3 separate regions of the Homo sapiens genome follow, and all the other regions are linked to region 1. Evidence: chromatin loops called from intact Hi-C (ENCODE). Cell type or tissue: HepG2. All regions are shown on one strand.

Region 1 (5,000 bases):
TGTGGGCCATCTCTGGCCTCGGTGGGCATGTGACCTCCCTGAGTGTCTCTGTCTTCTTGCAAGGATACCAGTCATGGTAGATTATGGTCCTACCCTGCTGCAGTGTGTCCTCCTCTTACTTTAACTTACTGCATCTCCAGTGATCCTTTTTGCAAATGAGGTTCTGAGGTGCTGCAGATTAGGACTCCAGCATGTCATTTTTGTGGACCCAGGTCACCCCATTACAGTAGTTATGTCCCACCCCATCCCATACCACCCTTCTGCCAATTCCCCTGGTGTACTTCAAGCTGGTTACGTGACCATACATGACCCAGGCCCACTGGCCATTAGACACTTTGGCAGGGTGGCTGAAGGAATTCTTTGTGCTGAGTAAAATGAATATGTAACAAGGCAGTACTCTGAGGGTAGTGTTGTGTGAAAGGGCAATATAGAATCATGGGTCCTGATAAACAGAAGCCTGTTTAGCAGCAAGGTCAAAAGCCAGATGCAGAAGTAGAAATTAACTGGGTAGACTTAAAATTTATTTTTTTTAATTTTGAGACGGTGTTTCGCTCTTGTTGCCCAGGCTGGAGTGCAGTAGTGCAATCTCAGTTCACTGCAACCTCTGCCTCCCAGGTTCAAGTGATTCTCCTGCCTCAGCCTCCCAAGTAGTTGGGGTTACAGCCGTGTGCTACCACTCCTGGCTAATTCAGGGTAGACTTTTTATTTCACCTTTTTTTTTTTTTTTTTTTTTGCCAGGGGAATGCCAGCTGTTCTCTTAACAGAAGGGCAGTTTTTGAAGAAATGAAGCAGGACTTGATGTGGATTGTCATAAACTGTTTCTCCCTAAAGAGGTAACTTCTCATGTTTGCTGGTTCACAGGTGTAGGGAGATGTCTTTGATGTGTAGATGTCTGAGTTTGCAGCTCAGGGTAGCTTTGGGTCTGGGACCCTGCTATTGACCAACCACTTGGTGTGCGTGGGCTGTTTTTCCATGTGATGGGACAGGGGAATGCTGTGTACATGGCCGCTGTTCCACTTGGAATGTTGGCTGAGCGCTGCTGGCCTGTGTCCCTGGAATCCTCTCTGATTCAGCCATCAAACATTAACTGAGAGGTCACAGCCACCAGCAGAGCTTCTGAACCTGGCCCTGTTCTGGCCAGAGGGTCAGGAAGAGAAGACGTTTTGCCCTTGCATTTTCTGTGTCTGGAATCAAAGGTTTTTTCCACTGAGTCTTGTGTGGTTTTCTTAGAAAGAAATGCTCTCCTGGGAGAGTCTTGGGTGCCAAGTGAAACATCTTTCAAGACCTGTGGCTTTTTTCAGGGAAATGTTAAACCAAGCAAATGTCTGCTAAGAAGAGTTCTGTATTTGAAAGTTCTTGCCGGGCATGGTGGCTCACGCCTGTAATCCCAGCGCTTTGGGAGGCCGAGACAGGTGTATCACCTGAGGTCAGGAGTTCGAAACCAGCCTGACCAACATGGAGAAACCCCGTCTCTACTAAAAATACAAAATTAGCTGGGCATTGTGGTGTGTGCCTGTAGTCTCAGCTACTTGGGAAGCTGAGGCAGGAGAATCACTTGAACCCAGGAGGCGGAGGTTGCAGTGAGCTGAGATCACACCACTGCACTCCAGCCTGGGCAACAAGAGGGAAACTCCATCTCAGAAACTTTTAAAAAAGAAAATTCTCAGTGTTAGGTGAAGGCTTGACCCTGGAATTTTCTCTCTTGGTGGTGGTGGCATCACATGATAAACAGGTGACCTGACTCAGGGCCCTGCAGGATCAGCTTCCAGTGGCAGTTGTGAAGGTAGGGATATGATTTCACATTCTCATTGGAACCCACACAGAAGATTCAGCTGCTTTTAGAGTATCTGTCAGTTCCATCCATCCTGGGTACGATGTCACACTCATAAACAAACTACACAGAAACTGGAATTTCACTTTGGAGGAAAAAAATTTAAATTCTGTTAGATAAGGTAAATACCAGTAGTTTAAAGCCACAAAGGATGTCTTTCTTTCAGGTAAAGCTACTCTTCTGTGCTCATACAATATGATAGAACAGCTGCTTACATTTTTTATGTCAAGAATTTCAGACCAGGTGTGGTGGCTCACACGTAGAATCCCAACACTTTGGGAGGCCAGGGCAGGTGGATCACTTGAGGCCAGGAGTTTGAGACCAGCCTGGCCAACATGGTGAAAGCATATTTCTACTAAAAATACAGTAATTAGCTGGTTGTGGTGGCAGGTGCCTGTAATCGCAGCTACTTGGGAGGCTGAGGCAGGAGGATTGCTTGAACCTGGGAGGCTTGAACCTTGCAACGAGTCAAGATTTTGCCACTGCACTCCAGCCTGGGTGACAGAGCAAGACGCGATCACCAAAAAAAAAAGGAATTTGCTAAAATAAATCGGAGAAGGTTAGGATTTACCTCATTGTAAGTCAAGAACTTTAGGCAGGGGCTTTTCTTCTAAGAAAAAATGTCATTTATTCCATTTAGACATGTAAATGCTTAGGTGAGCAGAACAAATTATTCTCTGGAGATTTAGAAAAAAAATCAGTCTGGTTTCTATGGCTGCATGAATCTGGAAGGTAAATTATTAACCCACTAGACTAAAATTTAACTAAAGACTACCTTATGGTGGCAGTCTGTTCAATAGGGCTTTTGTTAGCATGCTTGCATGAAGGCAGACAACTCAAACAATTATTGGCTTGGATGGGGAGCAAATGCATTGGGTTAGTTTCTGTGACATGTGTTCTCATTTCTACCAGTGTACTCCAGTTTCAGCCCCTGTATCAGTTATCTATTGATTGCTGTGTAACAAATAACCCCAAACTCAGCAGGTGAAAACTACAAACACTGATGATCTCACACATGTTCTGAGAATCAGGAATCCAGGTACAGCTTAGCCAAGTGGTTCTGGCTCAGGGTCTGTCACAAGGTTGCAGCCTGTGCTGCAGCCTCTGAGACCTCGTGTGGGGCTAGAGGATCAATTCTAAGCTCAGTAAGGGTGTCACAGCAGCAGAAGTGATGCAGCATCATGTGCAGCAATTCCGTTCGTCTCAGGGACCAACCTGATAAATATGGCACAGGCCGGTACTGGAATGTAAATGCCAAAAGCCGGAGCTCATGTGTGCCATTTGAGAAGCTGCCTATCGCGTTCCTGTTTATCTTTTGCATGCATAAATTGGGACCTTGGTTAGAGAATAGCTCCTGTTGAGTCCGTAGTCATCCATCAGAAAATGCTAGGAAAAGTAGTTGTTGATTTAGCCACATTCATGCCCTCTCTTTGGAGCCATCAGAGCCCACAAATGGAGACTCTCCTTTAACAACTTAGCAGTCAGTTCATTAGAAAGTATTATTTCTCTAACCTGGGCAATATATTGAGACTCTGTCTCTACAAAAAAATAGAAATTAGCCAGGCGTGATAGTGTATTGCTGTAATTCCTGGAACTAAGGAGGCTGAGTTGGGAGGATCACTTGAGGCTTCAGTGAGTCATGATCACATCGGTGCATTCCAGCCTGGATGACAGAGCAAGACTATCCCAAAAATTAAAAAAAAAAAAATGAATGAATGAATGAATCACATACCTATTTTTTACTCTTAATTGTATTCTTGCACAGAAAAATAGTTTTGCCTCCAATCAAATCCATACAGTTACTGAGCCCCTAATGGTCGAACCTCCTCAGTTCCCACCTACACCATAAATTAGTATTAATCTTCTAGGTAATTTCACAACCACTGCTGCATCTCTGTGCTCCTTCTGCCTCAAGACATGTAGGAAATGTTGGCATTTCCCTTTCAAAAGAACGAAACAATTGAATAACCTTCTTTACAGTCCTTTGTGCACAATTAACTTAAAAAGTTAATGAGAATATTTTTCTCCAAACACGTTCACAAAGTTTACATTTTCCCTTTTACTCATGATGTCAGTCCCTTTGTTGGTCTTGGCTCTCACAGCACTAAGATCATTCATCCATTTGTTCATTGGGCAGATGTTTATTGAATACCTATGGGTCCAAGGCACTGGTCCCAGAAGACAAGGCCATGAGGACAGAGCACAGTACTAAGGGCAAACAATTTTCTCAACAGTGATTTGAGGCCCATGAGATTTGAACAAATGAGCCTCCTGAGAGCAAGTTCTGGACACTCAGCCTGCCTTAGTGGACATATTGCAGGTTCCTAAGATTTTAGAGTTGGGAGGGAATCTTTGAGATTCGCTTGTAGCCCTTACATGTTCTAGACACGGCAGATGTCCAGTGAGGAGGTGGCTTCCTCTAGTGGAGAGCTGAAGGTGGGATGAGGCAGTGTTGGTTTTGGCACCACGTCACCTAGGCACTTCTGTTACCTGGAAACAAGGCAGAGCTTTGCTTTGGCATGCAGCTTGGTGGTACCAGCATGTTTTTGTCTTCACAGTGACATGACCGTGGCTCTGAGACCTGAGGCTTAGATGGCAGCCCCACTTCCGGCTTTAATTTTTCCCTGGAGAGTTCTCACCTTCCCTGCTTTCCAAGCCTACCTGAGATGGGCAACCAAAATTTCCCAAGGCAGGAAATAGTTGAAAATAGAAGTAGAATATGAAAGAGGATGGCTTTCATTTGTTTTTTTTTTTTTTTTTTCCTTTTCTTCTCTCTCTGACTCTGTGTTTTTCTTTCCTCATCACTCACAAATAGCATCTACTTATTCAAGCCTTTCCTTCCCTTCTTCTCTTCCTCCCTCCTTCCCTTCTTTCCTTCCTTTCTTACCCCCTCCCCTCCCCTCCCTTCCCCTCCTCTCCTCTCCCCCGTCTTCTCTCCTCCCTTCCTTTTCTTCCTTACTGCCATCGTCTTTTCTCCCTGCCTCCCTTCATGAATCATTTTCCTGGCCAATTCAATCGACTGAGAAAATCCTTGGAGAAATGGCCATATTTCTTTAACACTGGGTTCCTTTCAGGGCTCAAGATTCCATTTTTTTTCTCAGTATTTTCTCCTACAGAATAGGAGTCTTCTTCATGCTACAATGTGCACTGTGTACAGAAACTGTGAATA
Region 2 (5,000 bases), 83 kb after region 1:
ACACAGCAAGACCCTGTCTCTGCCAAAAACCATTGTTTTTAAATGAGCCAGGCATGGTGGCTCACACTAGCAGCCTAGCTACTCTGGAGGCTGAGGTGGGAAGATCAAGTGAACCCAAGAGTTCAAGGCTCTAGTGAGCTATGATTGTGCCACTGCACTCCAGCGTGGATGACAGAGCAAGACCACATCTGCAAAGGAAAAAAAAAAGACACATAAGATGGGCTTCTGTATTGGTCAGTTGTTGAGGACATTGTGGCCAGAGCCTAGCAGAAGTTAACCCTCTATTTTCCCTAGAAGCAATTCTTCAGTGTTGGCTAATTCAGTGTTTGCAGCTAGCTTGGGAAATATAACTTGGCAAACAACAGAATGGACCATACTATTTAGGAAAACCAATGAGAGTTCTTGGTTGGGCATTCTTGTAGAATTGCCATAACCCCACCTTCTCTCCTGGTACATCATGGAGCCCACTCAGTAGCTAAAAGTAATTTCCACTGGCTTGTGTGGGAAGCACAGGGATAGAAGAGCTGGTCAGATGTTGATGGGTAGCCCTCAAAACCCAGAGCTCCCTGCTCCTTAAGGCATTACCCTCTTTAATTAGCATGAACCCTAGGAAGGGAGAGCCTTTCTCTGCATTTTACATGTAATTGAACACAGTACTTTTCACATCCCTAAGTTAGTCCCTTTGATAATCAGGGTTTTGTGCACACAGCTGGGTTCAGAGGTCCTCTACATATGAAAAGTCTCATGATGATCCTTAATAAGAGAGTGGGTTGCTCAGAGTCTTCAGGGGAAAAGAGGAGATTGTTTGAGAAGGCACCTCTTCCCCTGTGTCCTCCCATCTTGGCATCCCATGGCCTTTTTTCTTGCTTATCAGTTCTCTGTCATGAGGTGGGAGTGAGTCTAGGGAGTGCTTTGCTGGCATGGCCCCTGCAGTGGAGAGAGGCCAGGGATCTGAGCACAGCATGCCTGCTGGCCCCTAGGAATGCCAGTGATCCCTGCTGCCAGTGAGCATCTGAGAGGAAGGGAAATAGCCACTCACAGCCACAGCTTCTCACCCCCACCACTCTCTGCTAGAGGATAGGAGTGAGCAGTTGAAATCACAGTTCCCCAGACTCAAAAAAGGATGAGAGTGCAGGGTTGCACCTGCTATGGGAACTTCCACACCCCCAGCTCATTCCATGTCTTGGGCACTTTGCTGATCTCCTGAGATGCTTCATCTTGCTCATTTCCCCCCTTGTCTGGGACAACTTGCAACATCTGCGTCTGCAGCTGAGACTCCAGGAAGCCATTGACCTGCAGCTGCATGTCAGTAATGGGGCAGAATGAGGAATGAGGCCCAGTTGCTAGGACTTCAGTGCCCTTGCTGTCACCCATATTTCCAGTGCCTCTCAGGACATGGTCCAGCATTGTGAAGTCAGACCTTCTGAGGACAGAACCAGAGCCTGGCTTTTAACTAGGGCCCTGGACATTTTGGTGCATTGGGAAGTTGCCAGATTTCTAGTTTCCATCCTAGGAAAGAAACCAGAAGGGAGAGAACAAGACCCACAGCTGTAATTATACAACGGGAGTTCAGCTTTACGTTGTTCTGAACCACCTGGACCTGAGAAAGGCTCAAAGTCAGGGAGAGTGTTGGTCACAGGCCCTGAGGCATATGTCCTATTTCATCCCCAAAGGGTTTCTTGTTGACTGTAATTATCTCCCAGTCAGTGGGATGCATTAATGGATTTCAGGAGGCTTTTTTTTTACATATATTGAGGTATCTTGAAAATAGGGCAAGAAATTCTTCCTCTCCTTTTTTCTCCTTTCTGTCTGAAGTAGAATCAAATTAGCTCATTGCAGTGATACTGCTGGAAGCAGCCAGGTGCAGAGTAGGCAGGGCAGCTCTCTCACCTGCCCTTCTTATCTGTGCCATGGGAGCAGGAGATTCTGCAGGCCCTGGGGCACAGGAAATGTCATGAAGCCTTTTTTCTAGGACATCTTGTCATCCCTGCCAACATGGCAGGAGAGGGTCTTTAAGGTCTTGAAAGGAAGGAAGGAAGGAAACTGTGATCACACACGGGACTGTTTGTTTTTTTTTTTTTTTTTTTTTTTTTTTTTTTGGTGTTTTTTTGAGACAGGATTCTTGCTCTGTGGCCAGTCTGGAGTGCAGTGGTCCAATCTTGGCTCACTGCATCTCCATCTCCTGGGTTCAAGCCATTCTCCTGCCTCCATCTCTCAAGTAACTGGGACTACAGGCGTGTGCCACCACACCTGGCTAATTTTTGTATTTTTTAGTAGAAACTGGATTTCACCATGTTGGCCAGGATGGTCTTGATCTCAACCTCATGAACCTCCCACTTCGGCCTTCCAAAATGCTGGGCTTATAGGCATGAGAGGCCAAGGCCGGAGGATTGCTTGAGTTGAACACTAGCTTGGACCATGTAGGGAGACCCCATCTCTACAGAAAATTTTAAAATTAGCTTAGTGTGGTGGCATACACCTGTAGTCCCAGCTACTCGGGAGGCTGAGGCGGGAGGATTCCTTGAGGTTGGGACACTGAGGTGGGAGGACCTCTTGAGCCCAGGAATTTGAGGCTGCCATGAGCCGTTAAGCCACTGCACTCCAGCCTGGGTGACAGAGCAGGCCCTGTCTCTAGAATAAATAAATAAGTAAACTAAAGAGGCTTCTTGACTCTGCTGTTCATTGTTGTAAATCCATAGAGCTATGCACACAGTGAATAACTGCAGATGTCCTCCCTCCCTGCTGCAGCCCCCGCCCTTGATGTGGACTGGCAGAACAACATGACCTTTGCCTCCTGTAGCACAGACATGTGTATCCATGTGTGCAGGCTCGGCTGTGACCACCCAGTCAAAACCTTCCAGGGACACACAGTAAGTGAGAGCTCTTGTCACTGGTCTCGAGTTCATGAGAAGGTGATGTGGGAGCCAATTCTTGTATGCCTAGAATTAAAATATACTGCAGCAGCAGACCATTTCTTCTGCAGCCCTTGGCTGCTTGAGCTATAGTGGCCAATTCAGGTGGATGGATTCAACCACTTTGGGGTGTGCGTTGAGAACATTTGACCTGGAAATGGTGTAGTTGGTGGACTTGGCATCAAAGCCTATAAGGTAGCTATGAGAAAAACATAGGGCACATAAAGGAAGGGATGTTCACAATAAATGAATAGATGGGGCACATCTGCAATGAATGGAAAAAAATACGTCATTAAAAATCAAGGCTAGGAACAGTGGCTCACACCTATAATCCCAGTACTTTGGGAGGCTGAGGCCAGATAATTGCTCGAGGCCAGATAATTGCTTGAGTTCAAGTCCAGCCTGGGCAATACAACAAAACCCTGTCTCTGCAAAACAAATTTTAAAAATAAGCTAGGTGTGGTGGTGTGCACCTGTTGTCTCAGCCCAGGAGGTTGAGGCTGCAGTGACTGCGATCACACCACTGTACTCCAGCCTAGGCAACAGAGTGAGATCTGTTTAAATTAATTTTTTAAAAAAGGAAATTTGAGAACTGAGAAGTATAATGTCGCAATTGAAAATCTTAGTAGGTGGGTGTATTGGGCTGTTCTTGTATTGCTATAAACAAATACCTGTGACTGGGTAATTTATAAGATATTTAATTGTCTTAAAGTTTTGCACCTGTATAGAAAGCATCTGCTTCTGGGGAGGACTCAGGAAGCTTACAACCATGACAGAAGGTAAAAGGTGAGCAGGTGTCTCACGTGGCCAAAGTAGGAGCAAAAGAGAGGGGCTGTGGAGTATTACACACATTTAAACCACCATATCTCGTAAGAACTCACTCTCATGAACACAGCACCAAGCCATGAGGGATCTGCCCTCTTGATCCAAACACCTCCCACCAGGGCCCACCTCCAGCATTGGGATTACAATTCAACCTGAGATTTGGGTGGGGAAAAATATCCATCTTCATCAGTGGGTTTACTAGCAGGTTGAAGACTGCAGAAGTAAAGTTAGAGATCACAGAAATTTGCCAGTTTGAAGAACACATAAAAGACTGAAAAATGAATAGGGGCTTACGGGCCTGTGGGACAATATCAGGCAGCCTAAAGATGTGTGCATAATGGGGAAAGAAGAAAGAATGAAACAGGAAAATCATTTGAGGCAATAATGGCCAATTTTTTCTAAATTTGTTGGAAAACATCATTTAATTTGAGAAGCTCAGGAAATCTCAAGCAGAATAAATATGAACAGAACCACACCTACCCACCTAGGCATATGGTTATCAAACATCAAATTTAATGACAAAGAAAATCCTAAAAGCAAGCAAAGACTGAAAAAGGTCCTGTTGTATACCAAGGAACAACAATATGAATAGCAGCCAACTTAACAAATTCCTTACTGTGGGCTCTGAGGCTCTTTCTGGTCTTTTCATCAGATATCTCTCAAATTCTCCAATTGTTATGATCTCTTACCTTACTTCTGCAATCGCCGGTATACCATTAAACACATTTATTAGTCTCAGCCTCCTGGGCTAGTGTCCAAAACACCCTGTGCCTCTGTCTTCCTAAAGACATGTGCAGCCAAGCACCTCAACCCATGCTAAGGCCTTCCTGGAACAGTCCCTGACTTAGACTCCCACAGCAGCCCTCAGTCTGATACAGACTCTTCTCCATCCTCCAGGCCCATTTACATGTCCTGTGCACACCCCTGGGATAATTCATGGCACCTCCTGAGCTCTCATTGCCCATGTGAATACCACAGCCCTGACAGTGGCTGTTGGCCTGTGTGCCTGTCTCTCCCAGAAAATGCAGAGCACATCAACAGTGATCCCAGGAGGGCCCATGGCGTCTTGCCTTTCTCTCACCAGCATCCAGAATATCTTTCCTTGCTAGGAGCTGGGGGATCCCCTGTTAAAGCAGGAGAGGACGATCGCGTTCCTGGAGATTTGCCATCATGTCACTAACTTAACTGATGTAAATTCCATTTTTCTCTTTCCCCTAGTGCCCATCTCACCCCACCCCTGGGCCAAGGTTCCCCACCCCAAAG
Region 3 (5,000 bases), 88 kb before region 1:
AAGTGAGAGACTCTGTCTCCAAAAAAAAAAAAGTAATTGCCGAACCCAAGGTTGTCTAGGTTTTCTCCTATGTTATCTTCTGGGAGTTTTTATAGTTTTGTCTTTTACATTTAGGGCTATTGTCTATTTTATTTTTTGTGAAAGGTATAAAGTCTATGTCTAGAGTTTTGTTTTTTGTTTTTTTTTTTTGCATATGATGTCCTGTTGTTCCAGCACCGTGAGTTAAAAAGAATGAACTGCCTTTGCTCCTTGCTCAAAGATTAGTTGAGGTGGGGTGCTATGGCTCAAGCCTCTAATCACAGCAATTTGGGAATGTGAGGCAGACAGTTTGACACAGTCTGGGGTAACATGGTGAGATCTCAACTCTACAAAAAATGCAAAACACTTAGGCATGCTGGTGCTCGCCTGTAGACTCAGCTACCTGGCAGACTGAGGTAGGAGGCTGTAGTGAGCTGAGACCACACCACTGCATTCCAGACTTTTTGTGGATTCCTACTGCCTTTTTTTTTTTAAGATGTTGTCTTGTTCTGTAGCCCAGGCTGGTGGCCTGATCTCTCACTGCAATCTCCACCTCCCAGGATCAAGCTATCCTCCTGTCTCAGCCTCCTGAGCAGCTGGGATTACAGGTGCAAGTCACCACGCCCAACTAATTTTGTATTTTAAGTGGAGACGGGGTTTCACCGTATTGATTAGGCTGGTTTCAAACTCCTGACCTCAGGTGATCCACCCACCTGGGCCTCCCAAAGTGCTGGAATTACAGGCATGAGCCACTGCACCCAGCCCCTACTGGCTTTTAATTTGAATTCTGGATACTCAGCCTGCATGATTGCTCATGCCTGTAATTCCACCACTTTAGGAGGCCAAGGAGGGCAGGTCACTTGAGGTCAGTAGTTTGAGACTAGCCTGGCCAACATGGTGAAACCCGTTCTCCACTAAAAACACAAAAATTAGCCAGGTGTGGTGCTGCATGCCTGTAACACCAGCTACCCAGGAGGCTGAGGCAGGAGAATCACTTGAATCCGGGAGACGGAGGTTGTAGTGAGCCGAGATAGTGCCACTGCACTGCTGCCTGGGAGACAAAGGGAAAGTCAGTCTCCAAAAAAAAAAAAAAAAAAAAAAAAAAAATTTCCAGGTACTGTTGGTGACATTTGTTGCAAACAGATTTGTTTTTCCCCTGCCTCCAATTAGTAAGTGAAAATAACTGGAACACACACACACACACACAGAAAATAACGGGAACACACATCTCTAGTGCAGTGGGTATCTGTGGAAATTATTGTGGCTCGCTTTGTCAGAATGCACTAGCTCCTTCCAACTTTATTTTCTTGTTTTCTCCCACCTGGTAGGACTGCACATTTGAAAAATTCGAAGCATTAAATAACACAGTCTATCACTTATCTACCGCCCACCTAACATTTCAGAAAGAGGAATTTTGGTGATTGCATGATAAATAGAGGAGTTCTGTCTTCCTGCCTTAGTGTTACAGTGTCCTTTGGTGTTCTATAAGCCTATGATAAAAGCTATTGACTATAAGGGCAGTAAACCCGGTGGGATACAGGCAGGATGGATTCTGAGCTGTTTTGCAGTTAGCTACAGAAGATCAGCTGCAAAACTTGGCTACCCTGTGCTCCCGTTTTAGAGTGAGGATTTCCATCACTTTCTCCTACTTTAAAAGATTGACATCTGCCAAGTAATTAGAACATACAAAGAGGTCTTTTAACCAAGTTCAGTTTGGAATTTCCAAGCGCTAAGCAGGGGTGGCAGGCTAGGAGGACGGTTTGGCTGTGCAGCTACTTGAGAGGGTGCGGTAGCCGAGGGCTGCGTCCTTGTTAAGTCCAGAGCTGTAAAGACTTCTACTCTTTACTTTCCAAAACTGAACGAGCAAGGCTATAGAAGAATCAATTAACCGCAAAGTGACCCTACAGGCGGAAAAAATACAGCGCTTCCACCAGAAGGCGGTGGGGGAAGGGAAGCACGTGTAGCCAGGGTAGGGTTGCATCATGAGCTCGCTTGGGTTTTCTCTTGCACCCTTCGTTTTTCGATTGCATGCAATACCTCAGCATCAGTTTACACAAGCCCAGGGAGTCCGGGAGCAATGAAGGGCAGGCTCAGTGGAAGGTCCCAAGTCTGTCTGGAGACCTTTGAATGGCAGCTGATAAGACATAATAAGACACAATCTGTTCTGCTGATTCACAATTATGGAGACTGTGTATGTGTATTTTTTTATCGATGTGCTCTAATGATGGTGTAGCAACCGTGATTTCATATCATTGATGTTTTTACAGCAATATTTCGCAGGGTAATTTTCAGGTCTGCTTTTTTGTTGGAGGATCGACCCCTTAAAAATTCATCTCGGGTTCCCGTCCCCCCACAACCTGAGCTTTTTTGTTGGAGGATCGACCCCTTAAAAATTCATCTCGGGTTCCCGTCCCCCCACAACCTGAGCGTCTAACGCGGGAGGAGGAGCAAGTGAGGTTATAAATTGCTGAGTGTACTGGGATCTTAGCACAAAGCTCATCATATACTAAAAGGAGGGGCAAACTTATTTAAAAATATTCAACACGGCAGGCCTCAGAGGTGCTGGGGAGGGGGAGTGGAAATCTGTTTAACTGAATTAAGGCCGCGCGCGAAGGGAGGAAGGAGCGCTGGGGACTTGAGTACACCAGGGCCCGTCCGTGTAAGCACTGGCAACGCAAAGCACCTTACAAACGCCCGAGGTCTGAAGCCTGGGAGTGGCGGTGGAGGTGAGTCTCCCAGCCTCCTCTTCAGTTCCTACACCCCAGCTCCTGGCTTTTACGCCAGTTTGTCCCTAAGAATTTCTGGCTCTTTTTCTGGGAGGTGTTTTGCAAAGGGGGGAGCCTCTGCCTGTCCCCTTTTTCGAGATGGGAAATGACAACTGGGGTGTCTTCTAAGACGATTTTGACGGAGATACACCCTCGGACAGGTGACGGGAGTTCCGTGGGGGCAGAGGGCGGCTTCCTTTTTCGGTTGGGGGAAGGCAACAGTCTAGCAGTGGCCCAGGTTCCCCTCGCCCACCCTCGGCATAGGGGAGGGGCCGGTTCGCAGTTCCCCACCCTCCTTAGGGGAAGGGCTGGTTCCGGATCTAAACCACTGGGGCGCTGGAGCTGGGGCTGGTGGGAGGCGGGTTTCCCTCAGCTGGCTGTTGGGGAGGGGCGGGCCGCGGCGAGTGGGTGCCCTCTCGCTCTCAGTCCTCCCGGTCCGCGTTTGCATGCTAGCGGCCGCTCCCAGTGGTGGTCACCGCCAGTGCCAATCCCTTGCGCCGCCGTGCAGTCCCGCCCTCTGTCGCTGCAGCCGCCGCGCCCGCTCCAGTGCCCCCAATTCGCGCTCGGGAGTGAGGAGCCGCCAACACCCCAGCTCCGCTGCTGCCGCCACCGCAGTGCTCTCTAGTCGCCATTGGTTACCTAAACTTTCCAGTACCCGCGACCTTTCCGGGACTCCGCGGCGGCGGGGCAGAGGCGGCCCAGGGGCGGCACGCGGCTGCTCCGGTGCGCCGGGCTCTTTTCGGCCGCCGCACGGCCGGGCCTCACAGGCTGCCCTCCTGAGAGAGGCTCAGAACACGGCCAGGTACGCGCCGCCGCCACAGTTGCGCTGCTAGCGACGAGGTGAGTGCTAGGTGTTTGGTGGGCCGGGCGCGGGGTCCGCAAACTTTTGCGTACGGCGCTGACTCCCTGCGGTCCTGCCGGCGGCTCCGGCCGTCCAGACGCTCCGCTCGCCACGAACTCCTGGAGACGCAGGGCCCCAGCTGTTACCGCAGCACTTGGACTAGGGTGCGGAGCGCTCCCTGGACTCAACAATACCGGGAGGTTTCCGCTCCCCCAAAGTGCGTGCGCGCCGTGTGGGGAGTGTACGGAGGTTGGCGGGAGACGCTCCTTTGGGGAAGGGGGAGGCGGCTGCTAAGTTTAGGAAAGTACTCGGTTTCTTCCTGGTGCCCCTTTGTTTGCCGCTCTTGGGATCTGCTGGGCCCAGCGCCACTGCTGGTGGGCGGAAGGGGCAGGTGGCGGGATTTTTCACGCCCCGGTGGAGGGGAGTCCCTTTCATCCACGGGACTCGGGCCGGCCTGCCCCGACCTGGGTGGAAGCGCAGTCGCGCAGAGCGGGGCGACCGGCTGGCTAGGCGGCTCGGGCCCGCGGCGTCTGCTCAGTTTCTGAGTCGCAAAACCGTCAAGGAATTCGGAAGCTCCCCTCCCCCGCCCATCTCTCTGGCCCCAGCGCGCAGTCAAGTCTGGGGGCAACCCCCCCCGCGCCCCCGGTCTGTTTGGGGTCTGCAGAGCGGCGCCAGGGTAAAGCGCAGACCTGTTGATCCTAGGTTCTGGCGGGTCGGGGTCTGGCAGATCCTGGGTCCGGCCTTGCTTCCCAGTGGTACCTTCTCTCACGGAGGGGGCGGGGCCGTCCGCTTTCGGGAGTCAGTGATCGCCGGATATGTGACAACTGTGGGTCGTTGGAGTCCCGCCGGCGCTGGGCTAGGGCCTGGACTTCACGTACATCGACTGTGCGTGGTCATGCCGGAGGCAGGGGCTCACTCATTGCACCGACCTCATGTTGCTGTAGCAAGCTAAGTGCGTCGAAAATTCCACAAAGTTAGGGACCGATGTGATTATTTTCGAATCGGTGGTGTTCTGGAGCAAAACCTAGTAAGAAACAAAATCCCACCCTCTGTTTTATTTGCAACTGTTTTGCATGGTCATGAGTGGCTTGACCTGCCTTCTAGGTGTTTTCCTCTGCTGGCACGCCAGAATCCCTGGTTCAGCCTGGAAGGCGAGGGGCAGGACTCCCCAGACAGTGGCCTCAGTGTGGTAAGTGGCTCTTGACAATTTTATGAAAAATTTAGAAGTCCTTCCTAGAAAAGGTGCAATTAGGAAAAATAAAATACAGGAAAATGTTGAGTATGATGCATTTATTTTAAAGAGTAATCATGTCTCACATATGCTACAGATTTTTGTGGAAAGCCGCCGAGCTGGGTAACTGACACAACAAAAGTTG

Evidence for each region. Peaks named below come from ENCODE experiments on the same cell type or tissue, not always from the same donor. Only the 100,000 strongest peaks of a DNase experiment are listed, where the experiment ranks them.
Region 2: it touches region 1 in a loop (14-fold over the local background); 1 of 110 quality-filtered maps calls a loop at or near these places.
Region 3: a loop joins it to region 1, with 34 times the contacts of the local background. A loop is called at or near these places in 1 of 110 quality-filtered maps.

Annotation. Positions count from the first base shown.
Region 1 is chrY:6,995,066-7,000,065 of GRCh38, forward strand. TBL1Y (transducin beta like 1 Y-linked) reads left to right here. Exons shown (of 19, transcript NM_033284.2): 4 at 739-833. Among named protein-coding and RNA genes, the nearest start is that of AMELY, 86 kb to the left of the region's middle. In HepG2, no CTCF peak of the experiment used is centred here; DNase peaks (open chromatin) are centred at 1,066 and 2,656.
Region 2 is chrY:7,077,984-7,082,983 of GRCh38, forward strand. TBL1Y (transducin beta like 1 Y-linked) reads left to right here. Exons shown (of 19, transcript NM_033284.2): 14 at 2,749-2,870. Among named protein-coding and RNA genes, the nearest start is that of AMELY, 170 kb to the left of the region's middle. In HepG2, no CTCF peak of the experiment used is centred here; a DNase peak (open chromatin) is centred at 2,768.
Region 3 is chrY:6,907,360-6,912,359 of GRCh38, forward strand. AMELY (amelogenin Y-linked) reads right to left here and starts at 4,393. Exons shown (of 7, transcript NM_001143.2): 1 at 4,314-4,393. It overlaps TBL1Y (transducin beta like 1 Y-linked), which reads left to right and starts at 3,338. Exons shown (of 19, transcript NM_033284.2): 1 at 3,338-3,623; 2 at 4,729-4,813. In HepG2, no CTCF peak of the experiment used is centred here; a DNase peak (open chromatin) is centred at 1,992; H3K4me3 peaks cover 3,187 bases.